2 separate regions of the Homo sapiens genome follow, and region 1 is linked to region 2. The links are chromatin loops, found by intact Hi-C in ENCODE. Cell type or tissue: CD4-positive, alpha-beta T cell. All regions are shown on one strand. Links, peaks and the distances in the headings refer to the core of each region. The heading gives the core; the rest is flanking DNA. Region 1 overlaps GLIPR1 (GLI pathogenesis related 1). Region 2 holds the start of GLIPR1L1 (GLIPR1 like 1).

Region 1 (2,926 bases), core at 151-2,650, 150 kb before region 2:
ATTTGTTGTATTCATTTGTAGTCACTGCTTTTTATTGCTGAGTAATATTTATTACGTGGATGTAGCACAGTTTATCTATCCAAGTCAGTCTCTTTTTAAAAGCTTCATGGGCACTCTGGTTTTTGGTTAAACTTGTGGGCTTTGGAGCCACAAGGCTTGAGTTCATATTCAAGCTTTGCCACTTACAGTGTGACCTTGGTCTTAGGTTCCTTATCTATTAAATGAGGATAATAACAATACCAACTCCATAGGCCTATTTTGAAGTTTTAAATGAGCTTCTGGAACATAGCAAGCACTCAGCAAATATTCTTGTTTCATTCCCTTACCACTAAGTTTCTTAGGCTTAAAAATTCTTAACACTTTAATTTTTTTTTTTATCAGGCAGGTTTCTGTTGTATGTTTTCTTACTGTAGTAAACAAAAAACCATAATTATAAGCGCTACTCATTTTTGAGAACTTAGGTGTATCATTAAGCATTTTACATGTGACATCATGTTTAATCCTTATAAAGTGTTATTGCTCTTCCTTTTGTAGGTAAAAGATTGGAACCTAATTCTGCCTGGCCATGAAGTACTGTGAGGACAGTCCATGCCCTCAGCAAGATGCTTTTAGAGTGTTTTCTCTTTTAGCAAGCTCTTCAGAACCAGGAACCACTCTTTATACCTTTCTTACAAAAGCACTGCACCTGGGGAACCCAGAGGGAAGGAAGATGTCTCCCTTATAGGCCCACAACCCCTTCCTACCATCTTTCCCTTTCAATTCTCGGTATGAGCTCTTCTGGTTCATTATCGGGAGTATGGTAACATTGTAACATATATGAAACCTACTACAGAAATTGTGAAACAGGTCACATTTCCATGGTTCTATGCGAGTATAAAAATAAAGCTGGCCGAGGCGGGCGGATCACGAGGTCAGGAGATCGAGACCATCCCGGCTAAAACGGTGAAACCCCATCTCTACTAAAAATACAAAAAATTAGCCGGGCGTAGTGGCGGGCGCCTGTAGTCCCAGCTACTTGGGAGGCTGAGGCAGGAGAATGGCGTGAACCCGGGAGGCGGAGCTTGCAGTGAGCCGAGATCCCGCCACTGCACTCCAGCCTGGGCGACAGAGCGAGACTCCGTCTCAAAAAAATAAATAAATAAATAAATAAATAAATAAAATAAAGCTGTCAAGAGGGTGAGAGGAGGAGGCAGGAAGAGAAAAACTAAAATAAGATCAGTAGCGCCATCTAGTGAGAAATCCTAGCACTATCAAATCCAAGTAATCCTCTACCCTGCCCAGATACTTTAATTAAACTATTTCTAAACTTTATAAAGCTGAACTGTCAGCAACAGAATGTCGAATTTGAGTCATCTTCCATTTTATACACCAACATTTTTTCTCAATGCCAGTCTATCTCCAGTGAAGACAAAGCTAAAGTGTTGAATGAATACATCAAGAAATATCATACATTTTGTGAGGAGTTAATGGGCCTGAATCTATTTTCTTTATTCTGTACAACCTCCCATCATCAGCCAAAATCTGCAAATAGCTCGATTTTTGAAGAGAAGATGAGGATAAGTAGGAGGTTGTAATATCCACTTAAAGTAACTGTTCAGCATGAATTTAACACAGCAATTGAGTAGTTTTGAGTCCCCCAGGAAGATTTCTTGTCATGATGAAAACAGTCTTTCACCTAGCTATCAGATCCTTCTTCCATTATGATTGTTGGAAAACCAGCTTATGTAAGGATCTACCCTTTGTTCAATGCCTACTAAATACTAGTATTTTATTAGGTAATGTATACATATTTTATTTGTCAGGCCTCTGAGCCCAAGCTAAGCCATCATATCTCCTGTGACCTGCACGTATACATCCAGATGGCCTGAAGTAACTGAGGAATCACAAAAGAAGTGAAAATGCCCTGTTCCTGCCTTAACTGATGACATTACCTTGTGAAATTCCTTCTCCTGGCTCATCCTGGCTCAAAAGCTCCCCCACTGAGCACCTTGTGACTCCCACCCCTGCCAGCCAGAGAACAACCCCCTTTGACTGTAATTTTCCATTACCCAAATCCTATAAAACAGCTCCACCCCATCTCCCTTCATTGACTCTCTTTTTGAACTCAGCCTGCCTGTACCCAGGTGATAAAAAGCTTTATTGCTCACACAAAGACTGTTTGGTGGTCTCTTCACAAGGACGCAAGTGAAATTATTATTTAAGCCTTCCAACATATCTAATATCTGAACCTCAACTCTTCATCTTACTAGCTAAATGACATCAGGGGAACAACTTATTAACCTCTCTAAGTCTGTTTATTCACCTGTGGGTAATACCATTAACATCTCCTTAATAGATTTGTGGTAATAATTGAATGAGGTCTTCAGTGTAGAGAGCTAAACACTATGCCCATTTAAAAAGTGATTGCTGCTGCTCTATCTTCCCAGCCCAGGGGGTTCTTGGACATTCTCCCCGTGATGAGTGCCCCTCTTCTGAAGTGGGGGTAGAATGTAGTGGTTTCTTAAAGAGGATCACTCATGTTAGGATCACTGAGCTTGGGTTTTAATATCTGTATGTATGGGACTGGGTTTTAGAAAATGAATTTTCTCATGACCAAAATATTAGTCCTCCTTTTTTCCCTTAGATGTAAGGGGAAATTTTACAAGTAAGCTCAGTTAATTTTGGGAGGGCCATCTGTGAAATCTCAGGCATTTATGGCATAAACTCAAATGTTCTCTTCTTTCGATTTCCTGGAATGGTGAACATGGAGTGTCTTAACTTGTGTATTGAGCATGGTTTAGGAGTCTGTTGTCAATTTTACAGTCTTTTGACCTCTATATATTTGGCATGCTGAGCTTCTTGCCATTGATCTAAAGTACCAGGCCCATTCATACACATTGTATACTTTCCACACCTTGCTGAGAATTCTCTTCCCTTTCCTTTTCAT
Region 2 (2,926 bases), core at 258-2,757:
GTGATTCTTAACAATATAAGGAACTTTCAGCAGAATAATTCTATTGACACTTCACTTCATTTTTTATGCATTGGTTATAATGTGTTTAGTTTCTACATTATTATAAACTCCACAATTCATTGTTATCATATTTTGCTTTAAATAGTCAATGAGTACAAAAGAAATATAAAGAACATTTATTATATTTAACCCCACATTTACTCTTTTTTATCATACATTTACAATAAAACTCTAAAGGCATCAACCATATTAATACTAATATTAGTATTTCTGAATTCCGTTGAAGATTTATTTCTAGTTAATTTATGCCTTGGACAACCCCAAGCTGGTAAACATTATATATTAAAATATCTTAACAATTCTGCATTAAAGAGATTAGTTTATTCTTGTTTCATTTCTGATACATATTTGAATCTTTCTCCATCAAAATATAATTTTCTTATACAGTAGACTAGTACAGTTTTGAACTTATTTTAATGCCTGAGTTGTGATTTTATAATTACTTTTGTTTTCCACTGGATAGAAAAGAAGAAAGCTGGAATAGATATGAGTTATACTGTATCTACATCTGCATAGCACATAAAATAGACTAATACTATCAACGTTTATGCTCATAGTGATGCATTTATAAACAAGAAAAAGTTACAATGCAAGGGAAATTTCCAATCATACAATTCATAGTCAAGTATTTAAAATTTTGTAAATTCTATGGATTATTTAATAATCCAATGCTTTTTATGCTTATTCTTCAATAGAGTACTGTATTTTTTTCAAATAATACTACACATGAAGTGTTGTTTTGATCTTGGATTCATATGATATAAAAATAAGTAAGAGAACAAGAGAATCTCCATTCCTGGGCTATTTCTTTGGTATCTTGTATCTTGGTTGTGGGGGGTGGAAATTGCTAGCTAAAAAATGGAAGAAAGAAAACAAAATAATCCTGTGTTCAGTACTTATAACTTTAGTGGTGCAACAAAGCAACTTCCAAACACTGCTCCAGCATCCCCACCTTCCCCGCAAGAGGCAAGGAACAGCTTCAAGTCTTCCTTTCTTGTTCACTCCTATGACTCTGGAGGAGACAGCCCAACCAAGGTGTGAATTTTTTTCTTTTTAACTGCATATATGTAAAGTCCGGATTGAATTAGTACAAGTTAAGTCCGTGAAATTTATCACCCAGATACCTCAGGATGAGTCAGGGATTTAAGAGCCCAGCCCTGGTTCTTTCTCACCATGTATTTCATGTCGGCCGCGGGAGGGTTGACTTTGCCACGCCATTCGTTGTGGGCTTCTATGCAGTTGTCTATAAAGTGTGGGTCAGTGATGGATGGGATTTTGGAAGATGTAGTGGCTACCAAACACAGACCCAAGATCCATAAACAACTGAATTTATTCTTCAGAGCCATGGAAGGATGTGGAGGATGCGGAGGATGCCCTGACTGCGCGGACCAGTAACGGCTGGGGCAACCCGATTTCCCCACGCCCCCGCACCACGCTCTCCCTTGGCTCCATCCTGCCGCACAGGCTCGAGCCCAGCGCGGCTGGATCAACTTGTCAGTGTCGCTGTGGGGAAGAACAGGCAGCAGGGTTCCCCTTCCACAAAGCTCTGAGCTACAGGGGAAAGCTCTGAGTCGCCCTCTGGTGGAGGGAATTTCAACCATCCAAACTGCTTTCTGTGGATCCAATCTGTAATCTGCAGAGCGCGTCTGGATTGTAATACAGATTGCAATATGCAAGCCACACAAGTTAGGTAAAGAACAAGTGCGGGATGCTGACAATGGGCCAGTCGAGTGCAAAGCACTATATATTCGTTTCTTAGACGCAGCTTCCGTGTATAGATTTTTATTGTTCTAAATAATCTAGAATCATATTGCCACTTCCCTCAGAGATTGGGAATAGAGTAAGAATAGGCAATTCTTATACAGTGACATACAGTGATCCTAAATTATCAACTTGTCAAACATTTAATAATTTCCTTCTGTTTTTTCGTCTGAAGAGACCGAATGCTTAGATAGATAACAATAGATGCTTGGAAAATGTAGCCAAGTAGTTCCTCTTGACAAAATCTTCCCTTTTTGATAGTTTGGAACAGAGCCACTGTATGGTGACTGGTAGACTCCAAGAGTTGCTTTAATTGATACACTGAGACTGGGATGGACAGAGTACATTTGATTGTCTATTTTACCTGCAATGCAATATAAATCAACGTCATTTGGCTTAATGTTTTAAATTCATTACATCAGTTATATTGATATTCTGTAATAAACCAGCATTTTTCCCCATGACATTAATTTTTTTTAGTATTTCTATGTTTCAAATAAATACCTTTACTTAGTAATTTGAAGTTGTTTACAATGCTGTTTAATTCAAGTGAACACGTACTTACATCTGCTGAATGATCCGCCATAGTCAACCTTGACACAAAAAACAAAAACCAAAACAAACTACTTTGATGCAGCTACTATCTTTTTAAAAATAAAAAGCAGAAAATTAGATTATAAGAAAACGAAAAATGCAAGGATCCTAATGGAAATTCTACTGGGCAATAGATAATATATTTCTAGTCTACTACCAGCTAATGGAGAATTGCTGTATATACTACTTTCATATCACATACATAGTCCAAACTGAGCTTCTGATATCCCACACCCAAAGACATGAACATATATACGTGTGTGTGTGTGTGTATATGTGTGTGTGTAGGTATACAGATAGATAAATCAATACAGTTATATACATCTACATGTGTCTATATATATATGTCTCTTCCTGGATATAAAGATATCTATAGGCATATACACACATACATATACACACATACATTTATATATGTAAAGTTCTCTCTATGTATAAATCTGTTTGTATACACATATATGTGTGTGTGTCTGCCTATAGACATATATACATCTACACAGAGAGAGATACA

The links. A loop is a pair of places that touch in the nucleus more often than their neighbours do. Peaks named below come from ENCODE experiments on the same cell type or tissue, not always from the same donor. Only the 100,000 strongest peaks of a DNase experiment are listed, where the experiment ranks them.
Region 1: a loop joins it to region 2, with 5 times the contacts of the local background. A loop is called at or near these places in 42 of 110 quality-filtered maps.

Annotation. Positions count from the first base shown.
Region 1 is chr12:75,483,767-75,486,692 of GRCh38, reverse strand. The region is part of intron 2 of GLIPR1 (GLI pathogenesis related 1); the gene reads right to left. GLIPR1-AS1 (GLIPR1 antisense RNA 1) reads left to right here. Exons shown (of 2, transcript XR_007063373.1): 2 at 535-2,926. Among named protein-coding and RNA genes, the nearest start is that of GLIPR1, 4.5 kb to the right of the region's middle. RefSeq lists a silencer at 1,144-1,313. In CD4-positive, alpha-beta T cell, for the core only: a CTCF peak has its summit at 1,256 (motif pointing left); a DNase peak (open chromatin) is centred at 1,232; H3K4me3 peaks cover 150 bases.
Region 2 is chr12:75,333,209-75,336,134 of GRCh38, reverse strand. It overlaps GLIPR1L1 (GLIPR1 like 1), which reads right to left and starts at 1,465. Exons shown (of 6, transcript NM_001304964.2): 1 at 1,233-1,465. The coding sequence starts at 1,406. It also overlaps a transcript of CAPS2 not described here. RefSeq lists a silencer at 1,619-1,728. In CD4-positive, alpha-beta T cell, for the core only: a CTCF peak has its summit at 1,623 (motif pointing left); a DNase peak (open chromatin) is centred at 1,614; H3K4me3 peaks cover 628 bases; H3K27me3 peaks cover 634 bases.